Linked DNA regions of Mus musculus: regions 2, 3 and 4 are each linked to region 1. The links are chromatin loops, found by intact Hi-C in ENCODE. Cell type or tissue: heart. All regions are shown on one strand.

The links. A loop is a pair of places that touch in the nucleus more often than their neighbours do. Peaks named below come from ENCODE experiments on the same cell type or tissue, not always from the same donor. Only the 100,000 strongest peaks of a DNase experiment are listed, where the experiment ranks them.
Region 2: it touches region 1 in a loop (2.6-fold over the local background); 3 of 42 quality-filtered maps call a loop at or near these places.
Region 3: a loop joins it to region 1, with 3 times the contacts of the local background. A loop is called at or near these places in 3 of 42 quality-filtered maps.
Region 4: a loop joins it to region 1, with 2.9 times the contacts of the local background. A loop is called at or near these places in 2 of 42 quality-filtered maps.

The regions. Positions count from the first base shown.
Region 1 is chr1:105,198,112-105,200,611 of GRCm38, forward strand. No RefSeq gene overlaps it. Among named protein-coding and RNA genes, the nearest start is that of Gm41925, 76 kb to the left of the region's middle. In heart, no CTCF peak of the experiment used is centred here; a DNase peak (open chromatin) is centred at 1,360.
Region 2 is chr1:105,361,461-105,363,960 of GRCm38, forward strand. Gm17634 (predicted gene, 17634) reads left to right here. Exons shown (of 2, transcript NR_151540.1): 2 at 129-277. Among named protein-coding and RNA genes, the nearest start is that of Rnf152, 6.0 kb to the left of the region's middle. In heart, a CTCF peak has its summit at 1,473 (motif pointing left); no DNase peak of the experiment used is centred here.
Region 3 is chr1:105,355,200-105,357,699 of GRCm38, forward strand. It overlaps Rnf152 (ring finger protein 152), which reads right to left and starts at 1,511. Exons shown (of 3, transcript NM_178779.4): 1 at 1,144-1,511. Gm17634 (predicted gene, 17634) reads left to right here and starts at 808. Exons shown (of 2, transcript NR_151540.1): 1 at 808-1,706. In heart, a CTCF peak has its summit at 1,367; DNase peaks (open chromatin) are centred at 512, 912, 1,112 and 1,502; H3K4me3 peaks cover 2,044 bases; H3K27ac peaks cover 1,273 bases; H3K27me3 peaks cover 484 bases.
Region 4 is chr1:105,311,541-105,314,040 of GRCm38, forward strand. The region is part of intron 2 of Rnf152 (ring finger protein 152); the gene reads right to left. Among named protein-coding and RNA genes, the nearest start is that of Gm17634, 43 kb to the right of the region's middle. In heart, no CTCF peak of the experiment used is centred here; a DNase peak (open chromatin) is centred at 951.

The DNA of each region.
Region 1 (2,500 bases):
ATTTATGCCTTTCTTAAAGTCTCTATCATCATCATGAGAAGTGATTTAAGATCTGAATCTTGCTTTTCCAGTGTGATGGTGTATTCAGGACCATTGCTATGGTAGGAGAATTGGATGCTGGTGATGCCAAGTAACCTTGGTTTCTGTTGATTATATTTTTACATTTACCTCCCACCACCTGGTTATCTCTAGTGCCACATGTCCTCGCTATGATTCCGGTTTGTCAGAGCTCAAATTCTCTGTGTCTTGAAGTTCTGGGGTTCTGGGACCCTGAGATTCTGGATGTGTCAGAGCTCCTGGGAGTCAAGCTGCCTTTGGGATCCTGAGATCCTGTTGTGACCAAACTCCTGGGATCCTTGGTTCCTGTGATCCCTTGATCCTGGGTGTGTTAGAGTGCCTGGGAATGGAACTTCCACTGGGACTTGTGGGACTGGCTGTGGAGTTGGTGCCCAAGGTCTGCCTATCATATTTCATATTAGTCACTCTGTTCATTTATAATGATATAAATCAAACTTTAATAGGTATAAAATGTTTTAGAAAACAGAATTCAGAAGTGCTTTTTTTCCTAGTTCCTGTTAATGAATGCATATGACCATTGTGAATGTTGGAATGTTTGACCTCACCATGGCCATTTTGGAAAGAAAATTTTGAGGGAGTGTGGTTAATAGGTTACTGACCTTTGATAGCAATCAGTAGTTTCCATGTGAATCCAGATCTTTCTCATGAGAGTATATAAAGAAAGGAGTAATAATGATGCCTCTCCTCAGTCTATCATGTGTTTCCCTTGAGATGCTATTCATCATGGTGGTATATAGCCAAGAGAGGACTCATCAGAGCCCGTACCATGTTGTGAAGTTTCCACCTCTAAACCTGTGAGCTGGAACACATCAACCTCTTTTCTTCATTAAAGTACCCAGCCTTGCATATTTTATTATTGCAACAGAATATGCACCAGTATATCAGGGAATATCTTCTTGTCAAAGAAAACACAGGGATCTACTCGTTCTACCTGGAGATATTAATGCTTTGGCCTTCTAGGAAGATTATTACATGGTCTTTAGCCAGCACAAAGGCACAGCCTTTGCAAAATCCCAACCATAAGCAGCCATGTCTTCTAGAGAGTAGGACACTGATTCCTTTGTCAGAGTAATAATTTTCTAGCACTAGTGTGAAAATCTTAGAATCAGAGAAATGCCAGATTTGACACAAGGGAAGGCAAGAGCTGTCTGGATCCTCTTGGACTATTTGGCTCTGATTCCTGGTGTCACAGTCACTGTGGTTGGGAGGTCTAGTACAAGGGCATTCGCTAGCCAAGGGAGAACAATAGCAGGCAGGTTGTAAGTTGGAACTCATAACAAGAGGAAGCAGGAGAGCACTGAGGACCCTCCCTTTGAATGAGTGACTCACAGCTGACTGTTGCACCAGTGCCAAGATTTGTAGAAGGTCAGGGGAAGGAAATGTGGTCATTGTCGTGCAGTAGGCAAACGCTAGTGTTTATATAAAGAGTTCTCTGATTGTATATTTCATTAACCAATGGTTCTTGGCTCATGTGGAAATTTGAGTAGTATTTAAAATAGCAACAATTCTCCCAGTAGATAAAGCAGAGGATAGTACATTTTTACAAGAAATTAAGAGGTCAAAAGGACAATTTTGGAATATTCTGTACAAGTTAATTCTTTGGGGTGGGGTGTTTACAATAGTTGGTTTAGTTTCTTGGTAATTAGCCACATAGAAATCACTCTTGAGGATGATATTCCACAGCAGAATCCAGCATAGAAGTCTTGTGAAGACCTCATTAATTGTTCAAGTTTGAGTTTTCTTGAACCCTGTTAAGTCACTATCTTCCTTGGCAATAGAATCCTAAGTCCTAGAGTTCTCAGAAACTAACAAGACAGCTGTGGAGACAGTGCACATGGTGAGTAACTTGCCATGAAGACCTAAATTCTATCCCCAGAATCCAGGTAAAAGTGAAACAAAATAAACAAACAAAAATTATCTGTCTAAGGTGATATGCACTTGTAATCCTAGGGCTGCAGAGGCTCTGACCTACATACACAGATGAATTCTAAAGTTCACTGGCCAGCCAGCCTATCCTAGTTAGTGAGCTCTGACCAATGAAAGCCTTCATCTAAAAATAAGATGAAGGGCTCCAGAGGAATGAAACACAGGTTGCCGGATAGTGTACACACACACACACACACACACACACACACACACATGCATACACACACACATGCACATAAACATACACACATGCATACACACATGCAAAAAACAGCAAGAAGAATGTGAATTTCTGGTCCATCTGATATGCTTTGTGCTTTCTGGACATGCCTGGGTAGCACTGTTATGGACTCAGGGGCTACAAGCTAAAATAATAATGAAAAGACCACCATGACAGTCCTGAAGTAAGCGCCTACAGGATCAAAAGGTCCCTCCTGATTAAATACCAACTAAGATACCAGGCCGTCATAAGGTATCACCCAGTATGACAACTTTT
Region 2 (2,500 bases), 160 kb after region 1:
AATGGAATGTTCATTTCAAAACTGGTTATTTGGGCCACTATTAAAAGCCAGTTCTAACAGACCTACTATTCTGGCAAAAAGTTCTGAATGAAAGATTCTATCTTTGACTTATTTTCTTATCTCTGTAGACCCAGAGCTATCTAAGGACAATGTTATCTCATCTCAAAAAGAAAAGAAAAGAAAAGAAGAGAAGAGAAGAGAAGAGAAGAGAAGAGAAGAGAAGAGAAGAGAAAGAAAGAAAAGAAGAAGAAAAATAGCAAAGTATTTTGAGTACTTCAAAACATTTTCATGGAAACTACATCTAGGATTGCTTACCAAAGGCAGTTATGGGTTGAATTAAACATCTTTGATTTACACAAAACACAGTCTGACTATAAACAATCTGTATGGTCATTATGGCTTCCTGTCTGGATGTCTAAGTACTCTCGATAGCCCCTTCAGTAGCAGGAATCAGCTGTTTCCCTACTATGTTCATATGGAATGTATAGCTTCTCTCTCATCCCATTGTCTCTCAGTCCCATAATCTGTCAGAGCTTCCTTCTCTGCAGATGCCCCCACTTCTGCTCACCCACGTGGCAACTACTGCTTTCCTAATCTGTCCTTCCCATCGTCAGCCAGGTTGCTGGTGTTCACAATCTCTCGCCTTCATTTGTCCACCAATCCTACTTATGAAAGAACCAAGAGGATCTGTTATTGAACTTGGAGATCATAGCCTGCGCCCCAAGTCAGGTTCCCTGCCACCTGTCCTCATAAGCCAATTAAAAGAGCCAGATTAAAAGAGGAGGGCAGGAAAAGGAGATTTATTCAATGTGGTTCCATTGGGAAGAAAGACAAAGAGATCCAGAAATACCTAGGTGCATGCCAGATACAGCTTCCTGGTCCCGAGTGAGAGCAAAGCTTAACTAGAAGACCAAGGATATGGGCATCTAAGCAGTCCTGATCAAAATGTGGTCCCACCCACCACTGACCCACTTTTGCCAGGGTTTCAGTTTCATCCCCTAGTGCAGTCAGACAAGTTGTTACAGTTGTGTGAAATCTCTTTCCAGGAGAGGAGCTCCACCTCTGGCTGGCGCCTTTTCCTTCTCCCAGCATGAGATTCTTGGGAGGGTTTTCATGTCTTTGGTGCCTGCTGGTTCTGTAGTCTGATAGTCAGATTGGGATACAGAGTGTCCCTTTGGGATGTCTTCACTCCAAGCTGGTTACAGTTCCACTCCATTTTTCAAAACCCCAATTTCAATCTAGTAACTTGGTTAGTCCCAAAAGCTAACTAAATTCCCTGCAGGGCCCTGTCATCTATAGCCTGCACCTTGCCTAAATAGACCTGGCATCCTGTGCCTGCTCCAGGTCCAGAGCTGGCTTTAGCCAACTCCTTCTTATTACCTTCTCTGTCCTTAGCTTTACCTCAATCAAACCCAAGGGAATCAAAATGTCTGCACCAGGTCTAGCTGCACTAGTCAGAGTGCCCTCTAGTGGTGAGGAGGAAAAATGGTACCCATGATCAAGGTCCAGAGGTCAGGCAGGTCACCTCTGGGTGATGCCTACAGGACTCCTTCCACACTTTCTCACTTAATGTATTTCCTCTGCTATTAATGTCTTCCCTTCTCAGCAGGTGGAGAGTGTTGAAAGAGGAGACAGAGTTAAGACTAATAACTTGGTCTTAGCTATCTAAGTTATATAACTAGTGAATAACTAATATTAGTTAATAACAATTAACTTATAAACACTGGGTCTCAGCCCTTTCCCTTTTGTCTCTAGGAATCTTCAACACCATTTGGTGTGTTCACATCTGGTTTTGCTTATTGACTTGGTTTGGTTTGGTTTGGTTTTCTGAGTCAGGGTCTCATGTAGCACAGTGTCTTTTGTCCTGTCCTATTGTGAAAAGGCATCATGACCCAGGCATTTTATCACACATACACACAAACAAAAACAAAAACAAAAAAAAACCACATTTAATTGGAGGCTTGCTTACATTTGCAGAGGCTGAGTCCATGACTATCATGGAGGAAAGCAAGGTGACAGGAAGGCGTGGTGCTGTAGCAGTGGCTAAGAGCTTACATTTTGTTTACAAGCAGGAAGGAGAGGGAGAATAAGACTGGGCCTGTCATGAGCTTTTGAAACCTTGAAGCCCACACTTTGTGTCACAGTTCCTCCAACAAGGCCATACCGCCTAATCCATCCAAACAATTCACTAACTGGCAACCAGACATTCAAGCATATGAACCTATGGGAGCCGTTCTCATTTAAACCCAACAGTACCCAGGCTAGCTTCGAAATCAAAAGAGGAAAACATTCCTTCCATCTCTCAAGTGCTGAAATCGTAGGCATGTACTACCAAGTCTGCCTTTAATTTATTGTTTCTAAGAAGATGAGTAATTTTGTAAGCACAAGGAGACAAGAGAGCAACCCCAGTGAGGCATCCCACCTCAGTGAACCCCAAGGACTCCTCTTCTTCTGGTGAACATGTATTGGATTTGGAAGCAGATTGTGTTGCTCACCATTA
Region 3 (2,500 bases), 160 kb after region 1:
CCAGCACAGACAGAAATCCAAGCACCCTCCGAGACCACTGGAACACGAGTAGGCGTCCCGAGAGGATGAGAATGGGGGGTAGAAGACTGGTAAAACAGGGAAGGGTCATTAAGGCTCTCCTGGATAAATAATCACCTCCTGGCTCCTCTGCAGTCTACGCCCCCCCTGCCGCGCCCCCAAGTTATCCCGCGGTAAAGCGGCTACCATCAACCGTAATGCCTCAGAAATATAGGAGTCAGGATGGAGAATACCATCATCTTTTTAAGGCAAAATGCTAGCAAAATACACGAGTTAAGCCCACACAGCTAGCAATGCGGGGCATGTAGTCGCCTGCCCAGACAAACACACACACACACACACACACACACACACACACACAATCAGGGATGCATCTGAGAGTATCCTTTCGTTGCCTGGCCACCACCTCAAGTCACTGTCTCTGTTTTGTCAATTACCCTACTGTTTCCAAATCTATGCAGCACTCCCCCACCACACCCCCACGGTAGGCGGGATCCCAAACCAACACTGTGGAGAAGCTCCCCACAAGTCCTGCCGGCTTTGTCCTGCTGCTGTCCTTCCAGAAGCAAGCGCCCCAGGCCCGTGGGTCCGCACAAAAGACCCCCAGAATCTGGCCCTCCATTCGGCCCCCTTTTCCAATAATGGCTTGGGGGCAACTTCTAGCTAGGAATCGGGAGTAGGAAGGCAGGACAGGACTGGAGGGGACGACCCAGGGCTTGAGAATGCTGGGGGGGGGGGGGGGGCACGGCAGGGATGTGCGCGCACCTCAAGGGCGCGTGCGGCGCGTGCATGAGGCGAGCTCCCGGGACCAGAGCTCCAGGGGGCATCCCAGGACTCCGAGGAACCAGAGTCAGCTGCCATGACCCCATCGCGCTCCCAACTCAAAGCAAAGCCCGAGGAAAACCCAACTCCCGGGACCACCTCCTCGAGAGACGCCTCTCCAGCTCCGCACTCCTTTAACCAAACAAACCACCCCAATCATAGTCCAGGAAGAACCTCCAGTTATATCTCAGGCTACCGTTGCCCTTTCCCGCTTTCTCCTAGGCACAGCCTTCCACGCGAGTCCCCTCTGCACCCGGGACCTGGGAGCACACTGAACAGGAAAACAAACCGAAACTCACTGACCTCTCTCAGCAGCAGGCTCGGCTCTGTTACGCCGCCGGCGGCTGCAGCAACGTCGGAAGCATCCCGGGGGTCCGCACTGCCCGCTGCGCTCTGCTAGACGAGCGCTGAGGGCCGGCTGCTGCCTGCTCCTCCCGCCGCAGGTTGCGGGGCAGCGCGGGCAGAGTGGCGGCAGCGCCTCCCGCAGCCCAGCCCTGCTCGTCTCTCCTTTGGCTTCAGGCGGCGCCCTCCACCTGCCCGGCTGTCCTCCGCCTCCACGATCGGACACCCGCCGCCAGGCACCGGACACTGAGCGGAAGCTTTTGGTGTCACCCCCAGAGACCCAAGCACTGAAGGGAGCGGGAGGCTGAGTGAGCTCTGCTCCGCGGACCGCCCCTCCCCGGCGGCTCCACCCCCTCCCGCACTCCACCCGGCAGCTTGGCCGGCACGTCCGACTGTCTGTCTGTCGGTCGGTCCCCAGTGGCCAACCTCTTGGTGTGGGTGGGGAAGCAGGGACGCGCCCTCTACCCACCGTAGACCAGCGAGCACCTGGACCGAGCACGGAAGGAGGACCTGAACGGTATCAGGTGTGACCTAGAGGCCGAGCACCACAGGCTAGAACGACTGGGACTGGCCAAGGTGGTGACCCAGCTGCGGCTCTGGACTCAAGACCACAGGGGAGAGGGAGGAGTCTAGGCTATTGCCTTTCCCCTGGGTTCTTTTTGGCTGCCCCTGAAAGTTCACTAACCCAACAAGGGCAGGAACCTGTCAGCATGGAACGGGATATGCTCCCAAAGAGCCCCACAGGGACACCTCACACCTCAACCTCCTGTGTAAAGGAAGCTCACAGGAGAGGTGAACAGGAAGGAGCCTAGAGGGTCTACTAAGTTTACCCTATTGCCCACCTTAAAACCCAACTTCAGGCTCAGAGGTAAAGTGCTTGCTTGCCTAGGGTGCATGAATCTGGATTTATCCTCTGTACTCCTAAACAGAAACAAAGCCCTTACCTTTGGGATATGCTTTTAATGTCATGTAACCCCAGGAGAATCTAAAGATAAGGTCTCTTCCTGCTTTTTCACTTAACATATAGTGGAGAAAAGGGGAGATAGGTGTCCCCTGCTGGTCTGGGGCACCATGCCTGAGTTCTGGGGCCTTTTGGGATCCATTCTATTAAGAAACTGAAAACTGACCTGAGTTATGTCTCCTCATCTCTGTGGTTCAGCTAAAGGAGCTCTGTTAATGCACAGAGCAAATGGCTTCTTCTAGACTTCAGGTACTGGGCTCCCTTCATGGGTCCTATGTTCCTTCTTACACAGCAGTGGTTCTCAACCTTCCTAATACCGTGACCCTTTAACACAGTTGCTCATGTTATGGTGACCCC
Region 4 (2,500 bases), 110 kb after region 1:
TAAAACTTTATTTACAAAAACAAAGGTATAGGCTGGAGGGATGACTCAGTGAGTAATGTACCTGCCACACAAACATGAAGACCTGAATTCCATGCTCAGAACACAGGTGAAAGAGAACCTGGTGTGTATTTATAAATCCACCACTGGAGAGACAGAGACATGTGGATTCCTGGGGCAGTCTGGGCAACTGACTAAACTCAATCTATAAGCACCAAATGAGAGAGATTCTCTCTTAAAAACAAGGTAGATGATACCTAAAGTATGACAGTAGAGGTCTCCTGGCCTACACACACACACACACACACACACACACACACACACACACATGAGAGAGAGAGAGAGAGAGAGAGAGAGACAGAGACAGAGACAGAGAGACAGAGAGACAGAGAGAGACAGAGAGAGACAGAGAGAGAGAGAGACAGAGAGAGACAGCGAGAGACAGAGACACAGAGAGACAGAAACAGAAACAGAGACAGAGCCCTCCCAAGGCAGCATAGGGAGAATAGGACTAAAAACTTGGTCTCTTGCCCAGAATGTGTGAGGTTTTAGTTTAATTCTTAGCACTGGAAAATAAAAGAAGCCTAATACAAGAAACAGAGTAGAAAACCCCCACAAGATCCCAACCTCAGTCCAGTCTGTGTTTAGTTCTGCCAGAAGTGTATCACATTCATTTGTTATTCTCTGAATCAGCAATAACACTTAGGACAGGCTTTCCTCCTAAACAATTTGCTGTGAACAACCCATTGTTCCCTTTCTGAGCCAACACAATGAGGGGAGAATAATTCCACTTTATCAATATTTCCTGAAAGGCCCTTTGCCCCTCCTTTTCTAACTCCTGGTGCTGTTCTATTAATTGACAGCTGACCCCAAACCAGATGACAAAATGAAGCACATTCTACATTCTTCATGCTCCCAGGGGCCCTTCTCTCTGGCAGAGGCTGCTGTCATTGTTTGAACAGACCTGGCAGCTGTCACAGGAGCCCATTGCCATAGGGGTTGTGTTTCCCTGGAGTCTAGAACCCACAGGAGGTGCTATCTGTTTTTTCCCTTCCTGTGTGGCAAAAGGCCAGATGTTCAACCATGAAGTGCCCCTCACCTGTCTCTTTCTACTTACACCACAGCCTGGACTCTGCATAACGGGAGTGGGTTAAACATGTTTCCTTCCAGAGGCCCACATCTGGAGCACAGGCCTAGTCAAGTACTAGCCAATCTGCTCTGAAAGAATTGCAGAAAGCTGGGATGCTGAGACATCTAGGAAAAAAATGTTTTCAATTCACATGCAGTCTGTATCAAAGTCAGCTCTTACACACAAACACGAACATGTGCTGGAACACATGCATGTGTGTGTGCAAGTTGGCAAGCATGTATGGACACACACGCACAAGCTAACATACACACAGGCATACACCACACATGCAAGAAAGAGGTAACTTTAACTTAGGCCTGTGGTTTACCACAGAACCAGCTGCTTTAGAAAATCATGCCACAGTTTATCAAAAAAAATTTAATATAGAATTACCACATTATTTAGAACTTTCACTGTGGGGGCATAGCCAAAAAAAAAAAAAAAAACCCAAAGCAAGACCTTGAAGATATAAATACATATTATAGCATATTATTTCTAACAGATAAAAATAAGAAAAATCAAAGCATCACAGACAAATGAACAGATAAGTGAAATGTGGGAATGCCCATACGAGGAGTGCTACTCAGCCTTAAAAAGGAAGGCAATCCTCACTCCTGCTACAGTATAGATGTAACTTGAGGTCAGTACCCTGAGTAAGCCAGTCACAGAAGCACAAGAATCATGTGTATTTGGTCTGAAGGAAAGTAATCCATATAGTCAAAGGGGCATGGCTTGATAGCACAATGCCCTCCTGCTAGTGTCAAGAACTGAAAGGTGGCTTAAGGAGGGGGGCTTTAGTAATTAAGAAGTACAAAAGAAATTCTACAAAATGAAAATCAAAAGTTCTGAAAATTGTGTCAGTGGATATTTTAACATCAATGAACCCATACTTGTAAAATGATTAAAAGCTGGGGCTGGAGAGGTAGCTCAGTTGGTAAAGTATTTGTTGCATAAACATGAAGACCTGAGTCCAGGGCTTACATAGAAATCTAGCTGCTGCAGTACATGTATAATCATAGCACTGGGTAGGCAGGCACAGACAGGTCCCTTAGATTGCTCTTTAGCTAGTTGGTAGGCTTCAGGCTCAGTGATAGATTGTCTCAAAAACTGTTAGGTGCAAAGTGATTGAAAGACATGCTCAATGTTGACTTCCGGCCTCTTTACACACAAATGTGAACACATGGTGGCACACATGCACACCACAGCAACATTCACACAGGTATATGCCACACATGCAGAAAATAGGTGAGTATAAAGCAAAAACACTGAAATGAAAGTATTATATATATATATATATATATATATATATACACACACACATATATATATGTATATTTATGTATTATATATATGTATATGTATGTGTGTATATAT